2 separate regions of the Mus musculus genome follow, and region 1 is linked to region 2. The links are chromatin loops, found by intact Hi-C in ENCODE. Cell type or tissue: left cerebral cortex. All regions are shown on one strand. Each heading gives the region's core, and the rest is flanking DNA. Links, peaks and the distances in the headings are about the cores only. Region 1 overlaps Cpne8 (copine VIII). Region 2 has its middle 25 kb from the start of Mir7648.

Region 1 (5,390 bases), core at 170-5,169, 350 kb before region 2:
CTCATCAGTTCTTCATACTTAAGAAATAACTAAAACAATAAATCGGACGAATAAGAATATGATGCTGTGTCTAGACCTAAGATGGAAGAGAGAAACCAGTGTGTTTTGTATAATTAACAGGACTCAGGTTGCAGGGACTTTGAGTCATTCAGTAGTAACAAATGTAGATGCAGATTGCTGCAGGGATAATCTGAGCACACCCACTGGCTAGCTAGCCACTGCTTTTTATTCTTGCTCTTATCCACCCCTTGCTGCTCTCGCCTCTCCTCTCCTTCCTGTTTTGATCTCGCTTTTATTTTTTGCCATCAGTAGATTGAGGGTAATAGCTGGTAATAGCTTGCTGCCAGGACAGCCCTGGGAGCTACATGTCGGCAAGCGGGAAATGATTCTTTTCAACTATCTTCCAATCTCCACATACATACTATGGTGTGAGCGTACACACACACACACACACACACACACACACACACACATACAATCAGTGAGTTTAAAATATAACAAAGTACCTTTGAATAGAATCACAAAGGTCTTTGTTGTCTGCACTCATACACAAACTGAACGATGTTTCTATACCTCAGTAGTCCGATCTACAAAATGGACATAATAATTCCTACCGCATGTATTCCTGGGAGGATTATTTAGGAAAATATTTTAAGTTTCAATGAATCCTAGGTATGAACAGAATGGGTTTCTGTATAATTTATATTATGAACCCACATAAATTATAAAGTAATGAATTTAATAAATTCTTACTGTTCTCATTGTCATTTTAGGGAGAATCCAGTAGCCATTATTATGTTCTACATTAAAGCATTTCTCAGCCGCCTAAGATTCTCCCAGCTAGATTTGGTCTGTAGGGGTGTAGTGTTGTAGAAGAGGCTGCATTTATTCCTGGAAATATCATCACGATCTAATTATAATGATTCCACAACTGGGTCACACAGCACCAGCCTAAGACACAGTGAGACAGTTTGTGGTGTAGCGTGTAGCTTGTTTTTATTTCCATCTCTACCTACAGCCAAAAAAAAAAAAAAAACCCTAAAAATACCCACTGAAAGACACTAATTATTTACACATGGGCGTACTGTAGAAATGCATAGCAGATGTGAGCCATTAAGCCAGCTAAAACACACATTGAATAGAAGTCTCCCACCTCCTGACTGCTTAGTAAATATTGTGTGCTGAGTAGTGAATGTGTTGCTCGATTTAGAATGGTGCACACTCAGAAATGCAGTACACACCCAGGGATGCTGCGAACATGGGATGGGATGAGGAAGCAGGATTCTCATAGATTCACAATGTAGGTAGTAGCACACATTTTATTGATTTAACTAGTTGGATTTTCCATCTATTAACACAATGGTGCTCCCCTGTTTGCTGGTAGGTGTGTACACTGCCACCTATTTCTATTGTGTTCTATTGTGTTCCCTTGTGCAATAATTTACAGCTTTTTCTGATCCTACCTAGTCCATTGACAGAATCCACTTAACGTGTTTGCTGTAGCTCATTGATATAAATATTCTTAGTAAAGAGTTCTAGAGTGCTCCTTTTTTTTTTTTTTTCTGTAGCTGATTTTCCAAATACCAAGCATTTGGAAGGCCAAGTATTCAGCTGTACATAGCTTTAGCTTTATTCCACTTCTCATGTATTTTAAATATATATTGAAATCGACACAATATGCTAATGGTTTTCAATTTAAATATGAGTTTAACAATTAATAATTTATAATAAGGATTACAGTTGCTTTGTGCACTAAAAAACAAATTTTAAAAGACCTACATTTTTAAGATAGTACAGCTCTTTATCTGTTATCAAGTTCTAGATTTCCAGTGAATTTTTGGGTCTCCGGACTGCTCCCTTCTGCCTCCAGGCCCTGCCACACACAGGGCCAGTTCACCAAATCTGTTTCCCACCACTCATTGCAACCTTGGCTTGGATCTTATATCACTTTGCTTAATATTAGCGACTGTCCTCTCCTGAGTGCAAAACCTTTGCTGTCACGAGCCCGTGATCTGAGCAAGTACTAGAGGCGTGCTGTCCTGACCAGACTCTGCTCTGATCTTGTCCCTGCACTGACCTACACTGCCTGCTTGCTTCCACTTGTCCAGCCTAGAGAGGTCTTCCTGGTCCGGGCTCCTCACCTCCACTCCTCCTTACTTGAGTTCGTTTCTTTGCACACGTGTAGTCTGATCTTTCCTCTAGGATTAACAGTTCAGTCTGACCCCAAGTGCCTCTCAAGGCTTCCTTCCTAATCTATACGAGGAAAACTCCTATTTGGACTTAGAACACCATCCGCCACGTTTTCTTGTTTTCCCCTCACTGAGTAATGAGGGATTTTATTTCTGTGGCCCGTTGGCGTTTTGTGTATCTGAGTCCAGAGCTCCCACTCTCAGCGCATGGCTGGCCATAGTACCCTAACGAGCCTCACATTCATCTTCTGGGTTTTCAGCACGGTTCTAAGCAAGTTGCCTACGTCAAACACCAGTTTACTTATCTGTAGCATGAGTTGGCTTCTTCTTTTTTTTTCTTTCTTAATTTGAGAAGTTATTTTTTCTGAAACTTTAGTGAACTCAGTACCACACCTTGCACATTTAACAAGTAGATTTGTAGACTTATTTTACTGGGAAAAAAAAATGAAACGTCATATTTGGTGTCTGTACATCATTCACAGAGCTTCCCTTAGGCCATTCATTGTATGGAGCTCTGCCCTGCAGAGCTGTTAGGATAGCGAAGATCTCAGAAAGCATCCAGGCTATCCTGGAGCATGGGGCTTCTTCCTGACACCCGCTCTGCTCTCTCAGTTTGTGCATCCAGACAGTGGCAGAGCAGTGGGTCTCGTGACACTGCAGAATCTGGAAGCTCAAAACGGCAAACTGGTTCTGTGACTGAAGTATGACATAGCGTGTGAACTTGGAGGAGAGTGACATGCCTAAGTCGACTCATATTGGGCTTATTTTATTTTATTTTTGGAATTGAGAATTCTGTATTTCAGTACTGAAAGCAATGCAAAAGTGATGCACGAAATATCTGTTGCACATCAGTGTGAGAGTATATGAGCTTTAATCCTCTTATCTATTTTAGGACTTTCTGGGACAAGTGTTTTGTACATTGGGGGAGATTGTTGGTTCACAGGGAAGTCGCCTGGAAAAGCCAATAGTGTAAGTACTTTTTAATTCAGACAGTGACATGTCATCTCTGGCGTTTGTGTTAGCAGGTTGGAACTCATGAATATATGTGGTTGTAAAACAAAAGAGAGTTTTAAATTTTTTATTGGGATTTTCTCTTCCAGTGACCACTTTTGACATCTTAGTAATGAATGTGCATCAGCAGCCATAGTATGCAGAAAAAAAAAAACATTCTCAGATGATGAATTGATCGGATTTGAAAGAAAATGTACTTTAAATTGTTACTTTTATGGGAAACAAGACATTTCTTTAAGTCAGGAAGTATGCATAGCACTACTTTTAAACCGTTTGTTCGATAAATGTACTTGGCATTATTGAGATTTTAATAGTTAATCGTTACATGACTTTCCCAAGGGTAGGGGTGTGGGGATACAAACAACCTGTTCATTCCAATAGAGCATCAGCGACAAACCAAAGAGATTGTCAGTGAACGGATGAGTTTGTCGGGCTTACAGAAACATGGGCTGGTGGTACTTACAGATTTCCACTGATGCCCGAACAGCCGAGCCAAAGAGAAGTCCCACCTCAGTGGCGACTTCCGAATGCTGTACCAAGTCCTGTGCATCCAGCCCCTCCCGAGACCACCTGCAGCTGGAACAGCAGTGTGTGTCACTTGTGGGACCAGGTGAAGGGGCTGGAGTCTCAAGTGAAGGTCTGATTACATTTATGCTTGTCCCTCTTTCCCTGGGGTAAGAGCGACCAGCCAGATTCTGTGTCAATGGCCACTCTGAATTGAAGAGGCTACCACCCCGCCACCCCCAGTGCCCAATAGATGGGAATTCCATAATTGTTTGGAGATCTAGGAAAAAAATGTTCAGCAACTGAGAACTAGCCATGAAGCCTAAACTTTAGGAAAAATTTAACCCCTGTCTTATTTTATTCTCAAACTCACAAAATAAATATGGTCAAAGTGACTCTGTTCTTCTTTAGCCTCAGGTACATGAACACGCCATTTCCTATTTCTCGTGTTTCTGTATAAAATTTGATGCAGGGTGTATGCCGGTGTTAGACAAAACCTCTTAGCTAATAAACTAGGGGTGTCTGTTCATTGTAACTTCGTTTATTTACCATGATTTTTATATGAAATCATTACCAAATATGTTTGAGGATTTTGATTTAACGGTTTCCCTTTAAATATTCCTGTTATGCATAATTCATTTCCATCTAGTTATAGGACTTTGGTGTTTAGAAGTAAAATGTATTTAGTCTCAGTTTAGTGTGTTTAATAAAGCCAGGTATGGAGCATAAGGGAGGAAGAGGATTGCCAATGATTTAGAGTAGCCTAGGGTAAATAATAATAGTGCTCCAGGCTAACCTAGGATATGTAATGAGAGTGTTCTAGACTAGCCTAGGATGAATAAAGGAGTGTTCCAGGCTAGCCTAGGATATGTAATGAGAGTGTTCCAGGCTATCTTGGGTATAATGTGAGATTCTTTTACAAAATAAAACTACCCAATATGCCGTTGAACAGAAAGCTGTAAAGTAAGGTTCAAAGTAAACAGTGTTGAGTGCCTTTAATTGTTATATCATGTCCTTGCCAAACAACTTTTAGCATGCATAAGGGTTCCTAGAATAGCATGAAATCTAACTTTGTTTTTTCAATTAAAAAAAAAACCCATTACACAATGTATCTTTTATATTTTTCAAGAGAAAGCATTCACAGTAAAGTATCAAGTTTTCATTTCAGATGAGAGAAGTTGGGAATGGTGCTTTCTATAAACTGGCAATCATAATTTAAAGTGGTTGATCTTATTGGAAAATTTTTAACGTTTTAGTTTCCTCCGTAAAAGGCAACCATCATTCCAATTTTAAAACACGCTTTAATTGCAAAGCGTTTTCGTTAGTTCTTAGACATTTTTTTTTTAAGTTGAGATGATTGTATCCATTGAGGTGTGTAATGACTCTAGCACAGCATCAGGCTGTTCCCTTGGTTCAGATGACTTGAAATTCCTATTCGAAGAGACCAACAAATGTCAATTCACGCTAAGAGGTAACAGGAGGTAGGGTAACGATTGCAACACTATTCGGATGTAGAGTGGATTCAGTAGCTATTGAGTTGCATTGGTTTTGTGGAGTTAGTTGTCTATTGGGTTTGCTAAGTGGTACTGAGGCTGGGCAGCTAATAAGGCAGGGCCTTAGATACGATGAGCGTGGATTCCAATCATTGTGCTTTATGGGATTTGGAAAATGCAGACAACTGTGTTG
Region 2 (5,390 bases), core at 264-5,263:
CAGCTATTAGTCCTGCTTTGGGAAATGCTGGGGACTTTGGAATATGGGACCTAACTTGGTAGCCAGGAGGGAAAAGTCCTTAGGGTTGGATGTATCCTGCTCTGGCCCTTCCTGTGTCCATCTTGTAGCTTCCTACCCACCATGAGGTAAGACACTTTGTTCTCCTTTCTCCGCACAGCATTAAGCTCTGCTTCACTATGGCTTAGGTGTGGTAAGGACAAGTGACTATAGGGTGAAAACTCAAGCCATGAGCCCAGGTAGGTCTTTACTCTTCTTGGGTAGACACCAAGTCAGTTTAAACTACTGGTACAGCGAAAGAAACGACGCAAAAAGTGATCTTTTGACCCCATAGCACTACTCAGTGTCCCCTGACTCTGATGTCAATGACTCTTACAAGTTATCAAACTGCTTTGTTACAGTGATCCTGTGCTAAGAGGAGCAAGAGATCAGGAGGGAGCAACCACTCTACACTTATTGGTAAATCATATGAGCACAGGTGACAGAAAATGAACCCAACTAAAATTCAAGGCGGGCCTTCTTCTTTCTACCTCAGGAAAAGCTCGAGTTCTGCAGCACAGGGCATGTAGAGCTACGACTTCTAAAAATTTCTCAGTGTGGCTTAAGGGTCTTTGAATCAACCGTCTGGTGAGGTTACCAAACCAACCCAAGTCTGCAAAAGACAATTGACTGATCTTCAATGGGAGTTTAGCCTTGAAAGATACCTTCACTTATATGAGAGCACTGACTGGAAAAGTGAAGGATCCTGTTAGTGTCTCTGGTATATAGGAGATTTCAGAGCTAACTACTTGGTGTCGGGCGGGTAAATCGTTAAAGGCTCATCACCTGTGAGAACTAAGTCTCCCGCTCTCAGCATCCTTTAGCTGCCTGTCGTTCTTTCTTGAGGGGTGGAATGCCGCGAGATCTGCTCCTTCTATGTTAGCTCTTCCATAGGCGTCTCCTTGCTCAGTCTCATTTGGTAGCCATATTGCTGTGATCTCATGGGTGAATCTTCCGTTCATTTCCAGGACACTCGATCTCACAGCAGCAGATTCTCTGATCTTCTGGCTCTTACAAGCTCCTGCCCCTCTCCCACCGTGTTCCCTGAGCCCACACTGGTGAGTGCTGGCTTGTCCTCAGTGCTATTTAATATTATTAGCGTGCAGCTGGACTATAATTTATGTATTTCCTACCCCCCAAGAGCCTATAGGGATTGGTTCCAGTTTACTGTAGTAATGTCGAAAACTCTGCTCTGAAGTTTTGTGCCCTTTGCCGGACAGACCCTAACTCCTCTCACACATATACCCAGGGATGGGTCCACTGCTTAGGGGTTTACAGTAATCAGTTTTCTAAGGTCATTTGATAAACTGGTCTTGGATGTATGCAAGGTGACTCCGTGTTCTGCTTTTTGCAGTCGCCTATCTCCTCGAGCTTAATTTGCATGTCGTTTAAGTGATCAGTAGGTTGACTCTTGTTTTCCCTTTTTAGCCATGAATGTATGCTCTTTTATGAAATTTTACAAATATTCCCGACCGGATCCAAGCCTCACTGTCTGGATCACCATTTCGCTTCCTTACTCTTCTTACTTGATGAAGAAGACCCTGTTCAGTTAAACACACGTGTTTTATCTTCGGTAATGAGTACAGAAAACGCAGTTAGAAGACACAAGTGTAAACCAGCTCCTTGGCCATAACATAAAGAGCCCCGGTGACTGGACTCTTCTCATCCAATTGAACGGGAACTCCACGTGTTTCACACACATATAATCCCATCCAAACATTCCTAACACTTAAACCAGGATGAGTGAAGATAACAATGTAGTCTTCACATAACCTATATTGGCAGAAATATCATGCCATTTTTTATTTAGCTAGTATATAAAAGTGAGTTTTATTGTGGCATTTTCACATATAAACCCCTGTATGCTCACATTCGCTCCGCTGTTGCTGCCCTCCTTTGCCGGGAGGCATCATTAAGTGAATGGCATCATTATTGAGGTGTTCACTTAAGCATGCATATTCTTTTCCTTCTGGACATGGATTTTTTTCCTTCTGAGGCACTGTATTTAAGAGACTTGTAAGCGGAAAGCTTCCACGGGCCTCTGGTTTCCCTAGGTAGGTGACAGCTAAAACTATGGAATAGCTGGAATTATCTCACCTGGCTCTGGCCACAGTGAGAGCAGATATACAGTGCCAGCTAGTGGCTAGAGTGCAGTATTACAACACTAACATCCCAGTCAATGACTTTTGGAGAAGTTCACCTAGATAGCATTTGCTAAAATGTTATCTGCTGAAAGTATTTTTCCCCCTCTCATGAACCCATTCCTAATTTCCTAGCACATACCTTCCTCATTTTCATAAATGTATGCATACAAAATATACAAAACTAAAATAAGACCTTTGAAAGAACCAGTGGTGTTGGTCTTTCTGAGACTGTTCCCACACTTACGTGTTTCAGTTCCATCCATTTTACTGAGGATTCAGAACGTTGTCTGTGGCTAAATAAAGCCCCATTGTGTATATGTAAAATGTAGCCTCATTTTCGTTATCCATATGTTTACAAAGGCTGATTGAGATTTCTTTGCTGTTGTGAATAAGTCAGTCTTAAATGCAGACCTGCAAGCGTCTCTGGGATTCAGTACCCTCTGGCTACATGCCCAGACAGTGGTCACAATCGTTACAATGTTAACTTTCTGAGACAGTGCTATACGACTTCCATACTGGCTAGTAAACCTCCATCAGCTGTGCAGGAGGGTTCCTCTTTCCCCACCTCTTTGCCAAGGTTGCTGTATCTTTTCTTGATGATAACCATCCTGATTAAGGTGAGATGGACTCATGGCAGTTTTAGTTGGCATTTCTCAGATGGACAAGGCTAGAGATCAGTTTTTTAATATATTTATTGGTCATTTATATTACTTCTTGTGAGAACTACCCATTCGTTTCATTGTTCCACTTGTTGATTGACAAACTGGGGAAACATTCACTTTTTTTTTTGCAGTTTAAAAATATATACTATAGAAATTAATCCTCTGTCTGAAGGATCGCTGGCACACATTTTCTCCACGCTGTCTGTTTGCTCTACTGTGTTTCCTTTGCTATGCATAAAGTTTTCAGTTTCATGTGCTTCAATTTGTTCCTTCTTGACCTGTCCAGTCAAGTTTTTGCACACACCTGCATCCTGAAGTCATGTTATCATTGACCAGTTTCAGGTTTGAAATTAAAGTCCACTTTGAATTGATGAGATAGGCATATGGATTTATCTTCATTCTTCTACAGGAGGGTACCGAATTTTGCCAGTATAATTTGTCCACCCCCCAGATTATGCTTTGGGACTTTTGTCAAATATTTGCATCAGGCTGGAAACTTCCTAACTACTGGCTAGTGTTCCAGAGCCAAGAAGTGTTCTGCAGACTGCTAGAGAATAACTATCAACACTCTTACTAGAATCCTGCATTCCACATCACTGATGGGCCAGGCAAGACACGTTCAGTAGAGCATGTCATTATGCAATAATAGAAAATCTGATATTGGAGTAACTGGCTGCTCTTTGCCTGGATTTGAGGCCTTCACATCTAGAACAAAAAGTATGCTCAAAATCTCATGGCTAGGAAGTTCATAGACCCCGGTTGAGAACTACCCTATTTCTATTCTGCTAACTCAACAGGGTATGCCTGCAAAATCACCTTCTAAACATTTGTATTTATGTCCACAGATCAATGCTGTTGTCAGCCTTGTACAGAGAGAGACTTTGAGAGTAGTGAGGAGTGGTTACTTCACAAACGCATAACTGCTCGAAGAACTGACATTCACTGAGTGTTGAAAGCAGAACCCGAAGGGGAACACATCTAGCACCCTTTCGGGGCTCAGAGAACATCACAGAAGAGGGTGTAGAAAGAACATGAGAGTCAAGAGGAAGCTGGAGGGTTGTAGAGCATTTTATTTCTGGGCATGACACAGCAGTGTGTCTTTGAGCTCTCAGCAACTGTGGTTATCAGCATAAGACCCACAGAAGATTTGAGCTCATCAATACTCCATCCTAGATGGGAGGGGGGGGGTGGATCATGGATCCCTATTCAGTCCTGAGAATAATACACCTGCACTTGATAGTTGCTGCCAGATGTAAAGACATTTTTCCCTAGTGGTGTAGACTATGCTAAGTTGTTCTGTAGTACTTTAGCCTGCCTTCACCCGTGCTTTTGTAAGCAACTCTAATTAAATTCAGTGGATCACTTACTGTGTAGTTTGAATGAAAATGTTTGGTCATCAGGGAGTGGCAACCACTACTAGAGGGATTAGAGGTGGGGCTTAGTTGAGGTCGTTGTAGCTTTATGGATGGAAGTGTGTTCACTGGGGATGGGCTTTGTGGGTTCAGCAGCCCTACCCAAGTCCAGAGGATGTCTCTCTCTTGCTCCCTGCAGATATGAACATAGAACTCTCAGACCTATGTCTTCCTGCATGCCATCATGCCTCCCACCAGAATTCCCACTATGGTTCTAACTAGACTTCCGGCCATCCTGAGAGGGGACTCAACCTCTGCACTGTAATCAAGCCCCAATTAAATGCTTTCCTTTATAAGAGTTGTTGTGGTTCCGGTGTCTCTTCACAGCATTGGACCATCGACTAAGACACATATACATTCACATAAGGATATGGTAGTGGAACTGAGACTGGCTGGAAAGGAAAGGACCATGGAGCAAATGCGTGGAGGAAGACATGACCAAAGTAAATTACATACATGCATGAAAGTGTCCTGATGAAATGCAATATTATGTGTAATTAACACATGGCAATATAATATAATATAATATAATATAATATAATATAGATGGGTGGGTTTATTTCTGAATCTTCTATTCTGTTCCTTTGGTATACCTGTGCCAATACCATGTTGTCTTTTTCTTTGTATTATTATTTAAGATCAGGTATTCTTTTCCTTTTTTTTTAATACTAAGGATTACTTTGAATACTCGTGCTCTATGTTTCCATATGAATTTTCATCATTTTTAGTTCTTTGCAGAATATCACTGGAATTTTGATGGTGAGTACACTGACTCTGTAGATGACTTTTCAAAAATATAGCCACTTTTACAGTATGAATTCTGCCGATGCAGGAACAGGAAGGGCTTCTTCATTTTTTTTTCCCTGTATATTTTGGACTTTCTCTTCCAATTTACTAAGTTTTGATTTAGTATGGAGACTGTCTTGAATATATTTCCTTAGTTCATGAATCCCCCAACAAAAATATTAGAACATTGACCCATTAGGAGTCAGGTCAAATGAGCTAAGGAAAACCTCTCTTCCCAATATGCACTATAGGTTCCACAAGTTAAGACACGTGGCAGACAATTGTCCCAATGCCGGCAACATGAATGAGGAGTAGTAACAGTAAAACAA

Evidence for each region. Hi-C counts contacts between places; a loop is a spot of excess contacts. Peaks named below come from ENCODE experiments on the same cell type or tissue, not always from the same donor. Only the 100,000 strongest peaks of a DNase experiment are listed, where the experiment ranks them.
Region 1: a loop joins it to region 2, with 2.9 times the contacts of the local background. A loop is called at or near these places in 2 of 42 quality-filtered maps.

Annotation. Positions count from the first base shown.
Region 1 is chr15:90,599,581-90,604,970 of GRCm38, reverse strand. It overlaps Cpne8 (copine VIII), which reads left to right. Exons shown (of 20, transcript NM_025815.2): 6 at 3,082-3,158. Among named protein-coding and RNA genes, the nearest start is that of Cpne8, 77 kb to the left of the region's middle. In left cerebral cortex, for the core only: no CTCF peak of the experiment used is centred there; DNase peaks (open chromatin) are centred at 175, 893, 1,170 and 2,370.
Region 2 is chr15:90,246,648-90,252,037 of GRCm38, reverse strand. No RefSeq gene overlaps it. Among named protein-coding and RNA genes, the nearest start is that of Mir7648, 25 kb to the right of the region's middle. In left cerebral cortex, for the core only: a CTCF peak has its summit at 2,187; a DNase peak (open chromatin) is centred at 2,174.